Linked DNA regions of Homo sapiens: region 1 is linked to region 2. Evidence: chromatin contacts called from ENCODE Hi-C or POLR2A ChIA-PET data. All regions are on one chromosome and are shown on one strand. Each heading gives the region's core, a stretch centred on a gene start or an enhancer-like site at or near the end of the contact. The rest is flanking DNA. Distances are from core to core; before and after follow the strand shown.

What was found. Hi-C counts contacts between places; a loop is a spot of excess contacts on that map. ChIA-PET counts read pairs that join two places held with the same protein, here RNA polymerase II (POLR2A). Pooled maps may share reads with other maps.
Region 1: a loop to region 2 is called in a pooled map, with 8 times the contacts of the local background. The contact joins the promoter of ZFAS1 here to the enhancer-like site in region 2. A Hi-C loop is called at or near these places in 5 of 50 pooled maps. POLR2A ChIA-PET finds 5 or more read pairs at or near these places in 7 of 52 experiments (CD8-positive, alpha-beta memory T cell, H1, MCF 10A and 4 more).

Annotation. Positions count from the first base shown.
Region 1 is chr20:49,275,261-49,281,641 of GRCh38, reverse strand. It overlaps ZFAS1 (ZNFX1 antisense RNA 1), which reads right to left and starts at 3,464. Exons shown (of 4, transcript NR_036658.2): 1 at 2,926-3,464; 2 at 2,434-2,538; 3 at 1,072-1,157. It overlaps ZNFX1 (zinc finger NFX1-type containing 1), which reads left to right and starts at 3,585. Exons shown (of 14, transcript NM_021035.3): 1 at 3,585-3,621; 2 at 5,755-5,863. The coding sequence starts at 5,803. It overlaps SNORD12C (small nucleolar RNA, C/D box 12C), which reads right to left and starts at 2,697; the gene lies at 2,619-2,697. SNORD12B (small nucleolar RNA, C/D box 12B) reads right to left here and starts at 1,329; the gene lies at 1,227-1,329. It also overlaps SNORD12. RefSeq lists enhancers at 2,881-3,080, 2,956-3,250, 3,008-3,508, 3,509-4,009, 4,351-4,410 and silencers at 3,171-3,530, 3,581-3,810.
Region 2 is chr20:49,342,800-49,349,156 of GRCh38, reverse strand. The region is part of intron 2 of LOC105372649 (a long non-coding RNA gene); the gene reads right to left. Among named protein-coding and RNA genes, the nearest start is that of SNORD12, 65 kb to the right of the region's middle. Within about 2 kb of position 3,381, at least 14 of the 41 ENCODE cell types and tissues checked have a DNase peak (open chromatin) inside an H3K27ac peak, as active enhancers do; they include PC-3 and PC-9, where a contact is called at or near this core.

The sequences.
Region 1 (6,381 bases), core at 2,215-4,714, 68 kb after region 2:
CAAAATCAAGACACGCTAAAACAAGTCTGAAGAGAAATAATTATAAAAATCAAAAGGGGGAAATCGTTAGATACAATGGATTTCTCTTCAAAGTTTTAACTTCCTTGTTCTTTGTTCTTAAGGTCAACTTCCTCATACCTTCCTGCTCCGAGTTACCCGTTCTATAAACAACTTCTCCGGCCAATCTCAACCTGTAACCTGTTCCCTATTTGGAAAAGTCCCCCTCACTCCTAGCAACCAGCTCTGTAAACAAGTTTCCTGCCCTTCCCACAGCTGTAACCCACATGCCTCCTGTTTAAAATAGCCAATCAGGACTAGTTTAGATTGCGCTGTCGACTCCAGCCAATGGGGATAGGACACAGAAGCAGGGACTACTTGTTAGGAATAAAAACCCTTTCTCTCTTTTGTTAGGTGTGCTCTTGCCAGGAATGCCAGCAGCAGCACCCTACGGCAGAAGTAAATTTGCCTTGCTGAGAAATCTTTTGTTCAAGTGCTCGTTTTCTTTGGAACTCCAAGCTCTTATTTCCAACAAAGACCTAGTAATACCAACAGGCCAATGTCAGTCCTAATGACTTATTCTCCCAGTTTTATACCCAACTTGGAAATGGGTCCTGAGGTTAGGCCCAGTTGGACAAATTTTGCGGTGGGGTTTGGCAGATAGAAAGCAGAAACCTCACCTGTTACAAGGCAGACTGAATCAAGCCAAGATCAACACACACTGGTACACGTGGCTCCCAACCTATAGAAAGTTAACAGGTCAAAAGAAGCCATCTGAATGCTGGAAAAAATAGAGAAAGCCCAGTTCCCATGAACAAGCAATAGTCTCTGATAAAGATAAGCAGAAAACAAAGATAGGAGTTATTACTGGGGCCAATGCATCAGACAAAACTGGCCAATAGTGTAGAGATCAACAGGGTCGATCTGATGGGGAAAGAAGCTGTATCATCAGCTGCAAAGGCCACATTTGAGTCGTACAAGAAGTAGGGTGACAAACCCACACTGAAAAGCAGCTACTACCCCCTCCAGAGCCTGTGTCTACTCAGCCAGGGAAGACGTGTTGGCACCACTTACCAATTTTATATGTATATATATATTCTACTTCCAACACCCGCATTCATCCTGGTTCAATCAAAGCCTGGTTTTGGCCAACAATAAACCTGAAATGAAAAAACAGAAAAATGAGCTCCCATCAGCTAGATGCCCAGGGGAGCTGGGACAAAGGAGCTGCTCAAGCTGGCATATCAGACAGAAACTGGCTTAGAAAAGTTAGATCAACATAGTCGATCTGTCGGGGAAAAAAGCTAAGTCATCATATATGCCAGCAGGAAGTTCTTGAGTGAGGAGTAAGATTTGAAAGCCATGAGGAGTAAGATTTGGTTGGTATGCTTCATATTTGCAAATTTGCATTCGGTGTTTGAGCACTTCTGTGTTGTATCCTGTAGCTGGCAATAACTTGGTAGCCAAACCAAACACCCCTGTCTTCAGTGCTTACACTCTGAGTACAGGCCCATGATAGAAGCCAGTGTGGCTGGAAGAGTTGAGGAAGTAGTTGGCATTTACTGAGTTGGGAAGTGAACAAGTACCAAGAGATTGCATTTTAACACAAGTTACCACAAGTTACCTGACAAAAGAACAATCTGGAACAATAAGCTTCACATGTGTTCCCATGAAGCCCAGACTTTGTAAACGCCTCACTCCTGGACTCTAGCAAAAATATTAGTTATGTAGTCGGGCACTGGTTTGAGTGGCTAGTTCAACAGAAAAACACATTTGGCTTTCCAAAATATGTCAATAAATCATCCCTCCACTTGGAAATTTAAGCGCCCCAACACACAGGAAGAATGGAATCCAAAAATATGTTTAAGTGGCATTAAAATGTTAAACGCCTCTTCACTAACAAGGTTCTTTCACTTCAGGCATTTCTCTTAAACCTGTTTCTTCACCAGAAACCTAGTTCCAATATTTGAACTGTGAGAATAAAACATTCAGAACATGTTTTTCTTTTTTTTTTTTTTTTGAGACGGAGTCTGGCTCTGTTGCCCCGACTGTAGGGCAGTGGCGCAATCTCAACTCACTACAACCTCCGCCGCCCGGGTTCGGGCAATTCTCCTGCCTCAGCCTTGTGAGTTGCTGGGATTACAGGCGCGTACCACCACGCCCAGCTAATTTCTGTATTTTTAATAGAGTCAGGGTTTCACCATGTTGGCCAGGCTGGTCTCCAAATCTTGACCTCAGGTGACCCATCTGCCTTGGCCTCCCCAAGTGCTGGGGTTACAGGCGTCAGCCACAGCGCCCGGCCGTCAGAACACTTTTTTAAATACCTAATAAATGCTCGATAGAAAGTGCTTTGTTAAATCCCACGTTTTCCTAGAAAACTAAAGCTTCTCAAAGCACGTGTTTTCTACAGTAGACCCATAGGAGACAAAGACTTACTCGTCAGGAGATCGAAGGTTGTAGATGTCTGCACGTGGCTTCCTTGGAGGTCCAGTGGTGACTCCCTCTTCCAAAATCCATTCTGTACCCGCTGGCTGCTCTAACCTGTGAACCAACAAATAAAGGGCGTTAACCGCCATCTTCCCACGGTCAGAAACGAACAAGGCCGGGCCTTTTGAGGCCGATGTATCAGAACTAACTGGCAAAATATAAGACGTCAGCATTGTCGATCTGATGGGGAAAAAAGTGAAGTCATCATTTACACCAGCCAAGGGCTTCTCAGGCCCGTGCAGAAGGCAGTGGCTTTTCCAGCTCCAGAAACTCATTTCTCCCACGCCCTTAAGGCCTATTTGGGGTCAGAGACGGAGAAGCCACGAGAAGGAGATTAGGGCTGGCCGCAGAGACGACGGCACAAAGAAGGGAAGGGAGGACCAGAGGTCTCCAACGAAGAACATGGAGTTTCCACTCACCACACACAAAACGGGAACTTACGGGCAGGACAATAGCGTATGAAGCCTGACTGCAACTAGGAGAAGTACCACACTCCGGGCACCGCAGACGCGAAAGAACGAATGGCTTCCTGAACCTCCCTTATATAACCAAAGATGGCTTTCGCACCTGCGCACTGGACCCGAAACGCTCTCTTTCCCGCCCGCTCCGCGCGCGTCGCTCTGGGAAATGTAGTCTCGAGCAGCACAGCCCGAGGCGCTCTAGTAGTTGTCCAGGCCGCGTCTAGCCCCGCCCCCTTCCCTCTACACGCCGGGCCACCCGGGCTTGTCCGCTTCCTCGCCATGTCGCGCTTCACACGCACCAAACCGCTCGACGGGTTCCCCTTCCTCTGGGGCCGGCTGAGGCCCGCAAAGGCCTTGGGCGCAGTCATCTCCCGCCCCCCGCGGTCCGCTCCCCTCAGCCGCGCCCGCCTGAGCCCGCCGGCTCCGCCGCCGGGGGGAGCTGAGGTGACGCCCTCCTCGAGGGCGGAGGCGCCGGCCGTGCCTGGGCCAGGCCCTCGTGCTCTCCACCCTGGGCCCCCGCCTCCTCCTTCTCCTCCTCTGGGCCGCCCGCCCGGCTCCGCCCAGGGTCTGCGGGGAACGGAAACCGAAAGTGCGCGGCGCCGGGCGGGGCCACCGACCTGCCTGGGCCGAAGCCCCAGCACTCGCCGGCGGCAGTGAAAGGACGCGCCGGAGCCGGGTGAGTGGCCCCGCAACTGCCCCTGCCCCTGATTCTTCCTTGCCTCGCCGCGAACCCCGGCGCCCGCGCCGACCCGCCACTGCCTCTGCCCGTAAGACCTGTCACCCTCTCAAGCCCCCAACGCACCCGTCACCCGCTCAGAGCCCCTGGCCCCTCAGCGCCCCGTCGCCCCCTCAATCCCCAGACCCCCATCACCCACTCAGAGCCTTGTCACCTCTTTGGCCCCCAGCGGCATCAGCACCCACTCAGAGCGCCTCTCAGCGCCCCGTCTCCCCCTCAGACCCCAGACCTCCATCGCCTACTCAGCGCCCCGTCACCCACTCAGCCCCTGGCCCATCTCAGCGCCCCGTCGCCCCTTCGGCTCCCCTGTACTCTCTTTAGTGTCCCCATCCCCTCAGCTGGCCCGTCGCTCTCCCCAGCACCCCCGACACCGTCACCGCTTCTGCCCTCAGCACTTCGATCTCCTCTGCCCCTACCCCTGTCTGTGCCCTCCCTTCTGCCACTCGCACCCCCCTCATTCCTCCGGCCTCACCTCCTGTCACCTTATCAATCCCCCTCTTCTACAGAGCACCTCGGCACCCCCTTCAGCCTGCTCCCTGCCCCCACCCCGCCGCCTCCGTCCTCAGCAAGCACCCCCTGGTGCTCGCTACCACCCTCTCCCCAAGGCCCCCATAACCCCGCCACCTCACAGCCTTGGCGCTCCCTGACCCCATAACATTTCCATTAGGGACCGTGGGCTCCCTGGGTCAGGGATTCCCCAGGACCCTGGAGACTTCCCCCAAACCCAGCTCTGCCTCCGACCTCAGCCTCCTGCGTCCCACTCTGGTGATGACTAGCCCCTCTCATTCTGACTCCAGGCCAGCTTGATCATCACTGATTTTCTTCTTCGTGCCCTTTAGGCCTTGATTCCCCCCACCAAAAAAAAACACTTCAGTCTGTTTTCGATCCCAGCATTTCCTGTTCATGTCTACTCCTCCCTTCCTTCCCTTGCCTTTTTTTTAACATCTTTTTTTCTTTTCTTCCGTTTCTTTTAAATTTTCTGGAGTTTCTATTTTAGCATTTTTCAACAAGGGGAAGAAGGAATTTTCCCCTCGGAGAATTGAAAATAAACAAACAAACTCTAAATACTGAGCCTGCGCCAGGAGGGCTGGGTTTGATAAGATGAGGGAGGGGACTCACCAGAGATATTCCCAGGGGGAAGAAAAGAGACTCCTTTTTCAGATGAGGAAAAAAGCTGCCCCTCATATAATGCCAAATGTAGTCACAGTTTCCAATTATGAATATTTTAGAACTCAGTGAAGACAGTCTCAAAAATCCCTTTGCTGAGGACTCTGAGTCACCCACTCTTTCCTTAGCCCCAGCCCACACCATGTGTATGAGTTGGGTTGAGAAGCTCCCTTAAAGGGGCTTCCTCTTCCTCTTACAGGACCAGTGTCAAAAATCACCAAGGTAGAAGAATGAGGAGGAAGAAAGAATATCAGATTTCTAGCTGGTCCTGAGGAAACAGCACCTCGTAGTTGCCAAACCTCCTGGTTATTGAAACATGTAATTTCTTTCTCTTGATTCAGTAGAGCAGAGAGCTTAATCATTTGGCTCCATTCCAAAGAGTAGGCTAAGGGGATAACTGCTCACTAATTATTTATAAACTGTAGGGTACTGCAAGCTATTGGGTACTATATAAGTGGCAGATATGTAAATGCCAGATAAGGTGGTGAGCACATGGTTTTGGATTAACAAAAATGTACTCCTTTTTGTCCTGGCAACAATATTGTCTGCTTCTTAGGAAAGGAAAATGAAACCTAGCAACTGATTAAGTAACTTGGCTAAAGGCATAAACCAAACAGCAGTTTTGAATGGGAATTGATGACATTCCCTCTACCCCAAGAAAGTGCCAGGGTAAAAGAAAGGGGAATTCTATCTCTTGAAATCAGCTAAATTGTGAATTTAATATTTTATATCATAATTGGGCATTTGCAGAGTCGAGCACTTGTGCTCTAGATTAAAATCTGTATTTAACCCTTAGTTAACAAATCATTAAAATGTTAACAAAGGCAGAAGGACTGGCTTGATGGTGTTTGGGTTTTTGCTGCTAGATGCTATGTTTCGAGGACACTGATAACTCAACATGTGCAGTTTTCCAGATAACAGAAAGTAACGTGAAGGAATTCAGGTGACTCAGACATGGAGGAGAGAAGACCTCATCTGGATGCCAGGCCCAGGAATTCCCATACCAACCACAGAGGTAAGCAAGGTTTCCTACCTAATGAGAAGGAAATTCTAGTAATAAAAGAAGGAAATAGGGCTCTCTATAAATGAGCAGGCCTACCTAAGATTGTCTGCATCTCTCAAGTAAAGAATGACTATGGCTGGATGCAGTGGCTCAAGCCTATAATCCTAGCATTTTGGGAGCCTGAGGCGGGAGGATTGTTTACGCCCAGGGGATTGAGACCAGCCTGGGCAACATGGCAATAGGCTTTCTCTACAAAAAAATATATAAATTAGCCGGGCTTGGTGCTGCGTGCCTGTAGTCCCAGCTACTTAGGCTACTTGGGAGGCTGAAGTGGGAGGATCCCTTGAACCTCAGGAAGGGGTGGGTGTAGAAGGCAGAGGTTGCTCTGGACTGTGATCTGGCCTCTGCACTCCAGCCTGGGTGACAGAAAGACCTTGTCTCAAAAAAAAAAAGAATGAGTTATTTCTTAATTACTTCATGAATTACTCTGAAAAACAGCCAACCCTCCACTTTTCCTAAGAGAGCTGATG
Region 2 (6,357 bases), core at 2,132-4,631:
TCACATCCCCATGCATCAATTTTTCTAAAATTGCAACAGCTCCCCTGCAGTTGGAATCCTCCAGCCCTGCTTTCTTTTTCTTCTTATTGTCATCTGATATAATATCTATTTTCCTTTTTGTCATATTTAATGTCTATCTATCCCTACTAGAATGTTAGCTCTACTCTGCCAGGGATTTTTGTTTGCTTTGTTCACTGCTGTGGTCTCAGCCTCTAGAACAATACGTGGCATGCAGTAGGTGCTCAATAAGTATTTGTTGAATGAATGACAAAAGCCAGGGAAGTAGGGATCCCTGAGGATGATTGAGACCAAATTTCCCACTACCCCAGCAAGAAGACAACCTAGAGTCAGATGTAGATTGATGTCAAGAATTAAGGCACAATGCAAGGTGCATTGTAAGTGCCGTGAGACTATTATCTCATTTAATCCTCATAACAGTCCTATGAGGTACTACTGTCCACCTTATTTTACATTAGAGGGAACTAAGGCACCGAGAGATTAACTCACTTGCCCAAAATGCCACGGCACAGAAGAGGCAAAGCTGAGATTCAGACCCAGGCAGCTTGGCTCCACACAGCCCAGACACTACACACACACACACACACACACACACACACACACACACACACACACTTAGGTAGCATCACCAGGCCCTCCCAGCCTTCAAGCAACTCTCAGAAATGAGAACTCCCAGCCGGGCATGGTGGCTAATACCTGTAATCCCAGCACTTTGGGAGGCTGAGTTAGTCAGATCACTTGAGGTCAAGAGTTCCAGACCAGCCTGGGCAACATGGTGAAACCCCATCTCTACTACAACTACAAAAATTAGCCGGGCATGGTAGCACACGCCTGTAATCCCAGCTACTCAGGAGGCTGAGGCAGGAGAATCACTTGAACCCGGGAGGCAGAGGTTGCAGTGAGTCGAGATCGCACCACTGCACTCCAGCTTGGGCGACAGAGCGAGACTCCATCTCAAAAAAAAAAAAAAAACCAGAAATGAGAACTGCCTCCCCCCAAGACTGAGTGTTTAGGGTCCCCCCATTTCCCAGCCCCCACTCCATTGTCCCCACTGCTTCCCAGCCAAGAGCAAACCTGCGTCCCTGGTGACGCAGGAAGCTGTAGGCTGTCCGGTTGTCATGGCGACAGCCGCTAGCCCCTGTAAACAGTCTCGCCTCCTGGCTGCCTGGGTGAATCGCTCTCACCACCCTCAGACGCTGTGCTCTGGGCCTTGCTGCACACTTGACCCGTTCTTGGTGGCTGGTCGAGCCAAAGATCCAAATGTCTCTGCTGCTTCCCACCTGGGGGGTTGAGGGGACAGGGGGTGTAGAAGCAGAAAACCTAGGTCCTCATCACCCTTTCTGCCCCTTCTGGGCTGTGCGACCTTGAGGAGTCCCTTCTCTTCTCCATGACTCAGGTCTCTTGTCCCTGCTTTACAGGGTGGTCATGAGGAGTTGATGAATTCTTTTCTTCCTTCCTTCATTCATTCAATAAATAATTATCAAACATCTACCATGTGCCAGGCAATGGCCTAAGTGCTAGGGATATCACAGTGACCAAGGCAGACCTGGTCCTCTGGGAGATACACAACAAACCAGTTCTGGGAAGAAAATAATATAGGCGAATGTGTATGACAGGGGAAAGAAAACAGGGCTACTTTTCTTAGGCGATCAGGAAAAGCCTCCCTGAGGAAGTACCATTTGAGCTAGACCAAAAGGAGAAGATGGCCAAGCAAAGCGATGGGAAAAGAAGTATTCTAGGAAGCAAGTGCAGCGTGTGCAAAGGCCCTGAGGCAGGGATGACTCAGCCTATTTACAGGACAGAAGGCCCTTTTCTCAAAATAATGCTAGGAGGGCGGGCCCAAGGTGTGAACTCTGGTGCTGCAGGTGGAGGGAGAGAAAGTGGACATTGACAACGGCTGCTGTGTGGGACAGCAGAAAGAGACGCTTTCATAGCCAGCTGCCACAGGCGCAGCTTCCAGCTCCCGGAGGGGCAGCCCTCAGACTGGGGGTCTGAGCTTCTGCACCAGGATAAAGCAGAACAGTAGCAATAACAGTGCAACATATTCCAGATGCTTTGCCTATATTAACTAGTTTAATCCTTACTACCCTAAGAGAGAGGTTACTGTGATGATTAACAGAAAAGCTGAACACATACCTGGCTGCAAAGCCCATGATCCCAGCTACCATGCTGGAAGCTCTATAAATGAGCAAAGAGACTCAGTCCAAAGCCTCCAGGAGTGGTGGGGACAGTGGCGGATGTGGCCTGTATAGAGGACTCCAGCTCCAGCCCATGTGGCAGTGTGTGGGAATGCAGACTCACAGTGGCAAGATGTTCTAATTTTCTAAAATAAGCCAGACTGTTGTGTGAACTCTCCTGATTTTAAAACGTTGACTCTATTGTTATTTTAAATATCAGACGGTCAAATAAGACATAGCATCATTCTAGACCTCCAGATGAGACCAGCTGCATAATTTGTGGGGTCCAGTACAAAATGAAAATGCAGGGCCCCTTGTTCAAAAATTAAGAATGTCAAGCCAGCGACAGCAGAACGCTAAACCAAGCTCAGCATTCTTGTGAGTGTGGGGCCCTGTGCAAATGGCTGTGCATGTGCATGATGCCAGCTCTGCCTCAAACGTGGGCACTTCCTAAGAACTTGTTGAATTAAATGGAAGGAAGGGGCCGGGCACGGTGGCCCACGCCTGTAATCCCAGCACTTTGGGAAGCCAAGGCTGATGGATCACTTGAGGTCAGGAGTTCCAGACCAGCCTGGCCAACATGGTGAAACCCCGTCTCTACCAAAAAAAATACAAAAAATTAGTCAGGTGTGGTGGTGCATGCCTGTAGTTCCAGCTACTCAGGGAGCTGAAGTGGGAGAATTGCTTGAACCTGGGAGGTGAAGGCCGCAGTGAGCTGAGATTGCACCACTGTGCTCCAGCCTAGGCAACAGAGCAAGACCCTGTCTCTAAATAAATAAATAAATAAAGGGAAGGGAAAAAGGAAGGAAAATGAACATGTGTTGGCACCTACTATGCATCAGACATAGCTTTATAAAATAGCAACACTTTATAAAGCACTCACCACGTGCCAGGCACCGTAGGCATTAATGCATTTAAACCTCACAAGATGGTGCTCTTGTGAATCCCATTTTCCAGATGAGGAAATTGGGACTCAGGGAAGTAAAGCCACTTGGTCACTGCTAATACTGGGGTAGCAAGGGGTGAGGGAGAACAAATGGAAAAAATAAGAGGAAGACCAAGGCAAGAGGAAAAGAAGCCACCCCAAGCCTGTCTCCCAAGCTGGGCTGCACTCAGGTCTCTGCCAAGACCGCGTGGAATTTGGGGAGGCCGCCACACCCCGGAGAAGGGCCCGTGGCATTTCTGAATCACGGTGCCATCCGCCCCGGTTTGGCTTCTCTCCGGCGATCCAATTACTAAATGTAGCCGCATTCTTTAAAAATGTCTTTCCTCTTATGTAATGCAATAGTGACAAACGCCAAACAGATGGTGCTGTGACAAGCTTTTTAAAAGTTGATTAGGAGCTCATCTTTCAAAATTAATGTATGGGCATTTAAACAAGCTCCAGCCGGCCACAAAACTCAATTGAGAATCCATATGGGACAAATCGCTTGATGGACTGGCTACATTGACCACCTTCCCGGCCAGGGTTTGACGTGAAAAGTTTGGGGAATGGTAATAGCACGGGTCACGTTGACTTGTGAGCAATGGGCAAAAGATACCTGGTTTGGGCAGAGGGGAAAAATGCCTTGGGCCTCCCAAAAGCCCAGGAGGCTGGAGCCTCCTCAATCTATTTACCAAGACTTTTTTATTTTTTTTTTCAAAATTGTACATTGTCTTCGAGAGAGCGGACCGTCTCTCCCTGCCTCGGGAGGGAAGCGGGTTAGTCATAAACTATGTCAGATGCTGCCAGCGAGCAGCTTCACCCCCACCCTTTCTTCCTCAGTGTTCAGGGATGAGATCATTTCATTTGGAGCCAATTATAGACGGAGAATGCTGGGGATGTGCAAAGAAACCTCCTCAGAACCCTTCCCTCCCACATCACAGGCTGTACCCTGCCAGGATGGGCAAGAACAAGAGGCCAGGCGCCCAGCCCCAGGTTCGACCCCAGGGTTTCTGAAGGCCATGCATTCCTAAGCCTTAGCTTGGACCTGTCAAGCTAGGATGCCAGGCTGTTGGCTAGACAAACCCTGTTGGCCTCAAAAGTTCAGGGCTGTATGGGCCCTTAAAGATCATCGCTGTTCAGATGAGGAAACTGAGGCTCAGAGAAGGGAAGTGGCTTGCTCAAGGTCCCATGGCAAGTTGGCAGCAAAGCCACAGAGATGAATGGTGGCTTCTCTGCCACCCACGAGGAGGATGTCTGTGGCCTGAAACATTCCCAGCATCCATTCCCATTGCTTCTGATACAAGGGTCCCGAGTTTTCCTTCTTGGTTCACGTGGTTCAAGTAGGACTGACCATGCCTCCACTTCCAAGGATATGCACCTGACCCAGCACCGGCCAATCAAAACAGTGCATTCCCCCACCCTCCCCCCACCCATTGATTCAGGAATATGAACCAGGGGTGTGAGATGAGCCTGGTCAATAAGCAGCAACCCCAGACCTGTAGCTGAGACTGAGACCATTGGAAGTGAGATGCTGTCTTCAGCTTTGTGATGCAGAATGGGGAGGAAGAAAGCCTAGAGCTGCTGGCAGCCATTAGTGCCACCACAGGATGCCTACCTAAGCACAAAGTCAACAGAGAGGAGAGCAAGGCCAAAAGAAAGTGAGGCAGTGGCTTCAACCTTTAAACCCCTGGATCCAGCCATACCTGAAGGCAGTCTTATCCTGGATATTTTCTTTACATGAGTCAATAAATTATCCTTGCTCGAGCTGGTTGAGTTCTTTCACTCATTTCCCAAAGGGCCTTGACTGATAGACTTGGAGGTCCTCAGGTGTAGGACAAGGCTCCAAAACATAACACTGAGTGCTCCTCGTCTCCATCCCCAACACATTGCTGGCCTCTTCCCCAGAAGATTCCCTAAGTCCCTGCACAAGTTCCAGCAACACACTCCAAAGGGAGTACCCAAGGTAAATGTCCCATTTTATGGTACGCAAGAAACGGCTCTGCCTTCTGGGTACCCATAACCAAGCTGCTCCCCACCACAGCCTCTGCCTTCCTATTTCGTCAAGAGCACAAGCTTTGCAGTCCAGTTCAAAGCCCAGCTCCAACGTTTCCTAATCATGAGAACTTGGACAAGTCATGTGACTATCCTGAAGCTCAGTTTCCCATCTGTGAATGGGGAAAAGATCACCTACTTTACACGATCCATGAGAGGATTAAAACAGGCACCACCACTATTTAGAGGCTGAAAAAATGGGTAGCTACCAAGAGCTACAAAAAGTCTATCCTGCAGAGCTGGGGCAATTGTCGAGCACGGTGTGTTTGGGAAGACAGCACCTACACACATCAAATGATTTCCACCTAAAACAGCTTCCTGCAGCCAAAACAAGTGTACGGGTAGAGGCAGGGAATGCTGGCTGTGGGGTACGAGTCGGACAGCCCCTTGCTGGCCTCGTGGCCATCTGCTTCTTTCTCCCCTCCGCTGCCCCTTGGCCCAGGATTCTCGCCCCAGACCAGCACACACAGGTGCTACTGACATTCTCACCCAGTGATTCATTCACACTCCCAGAGAGCAGCAACAGACAGTGATTCCCAGGAGCGTCCAGAGTCCTGATTTAGGAAGGAGGATAGAGTAGCAGTAACATTTGAACAAGTTCCTGCCCAGTCCCAAGGACAGCTGAAAGATAAACCTCCTGCTCCAACCCCACCGCAGGGAAGCCTGAACCTGCCCGCTTAGAACCAGGAAGAGATTGAGCTATGATTCCCCCAAAAGGTTCTTTATTCATTACAGCGGCGCTTCCTGAAGCGGGGGACTCACATTTTAGGTCGTTTTACCCGAACCCAGGATGTAGCATTAAATAACTGACTCCAGTACTGATCCAGGCTACAAGATGGGAGAACCTTGAAAACATTCTGCCAAGTGAAAGCAGCTAGTCACGAAAGACCACATATTGTGTGATTCCATTTATATGAAATGTCCGGAATAGGCAAATCCATAAAGACAGAAAAAGATTAGTGATTGCTGAGGGCTAGAGGGGTCGGAGGAAGGAGAGGCTGCTAACGAGTACAGGGTTTCTTTCAGAGGAGGATAAAAATGCTCTAAATTGGACTGTGGTGATGGTTGTACAATTTTTTCTATATACTGAAAAGAATTGAACTGTACACTTTAAATGGGTGAATGGCATGGTATGTGAATTCACTGTTAAAAATGTTTATAACAACTGACTCCTAAAGGAAAAAA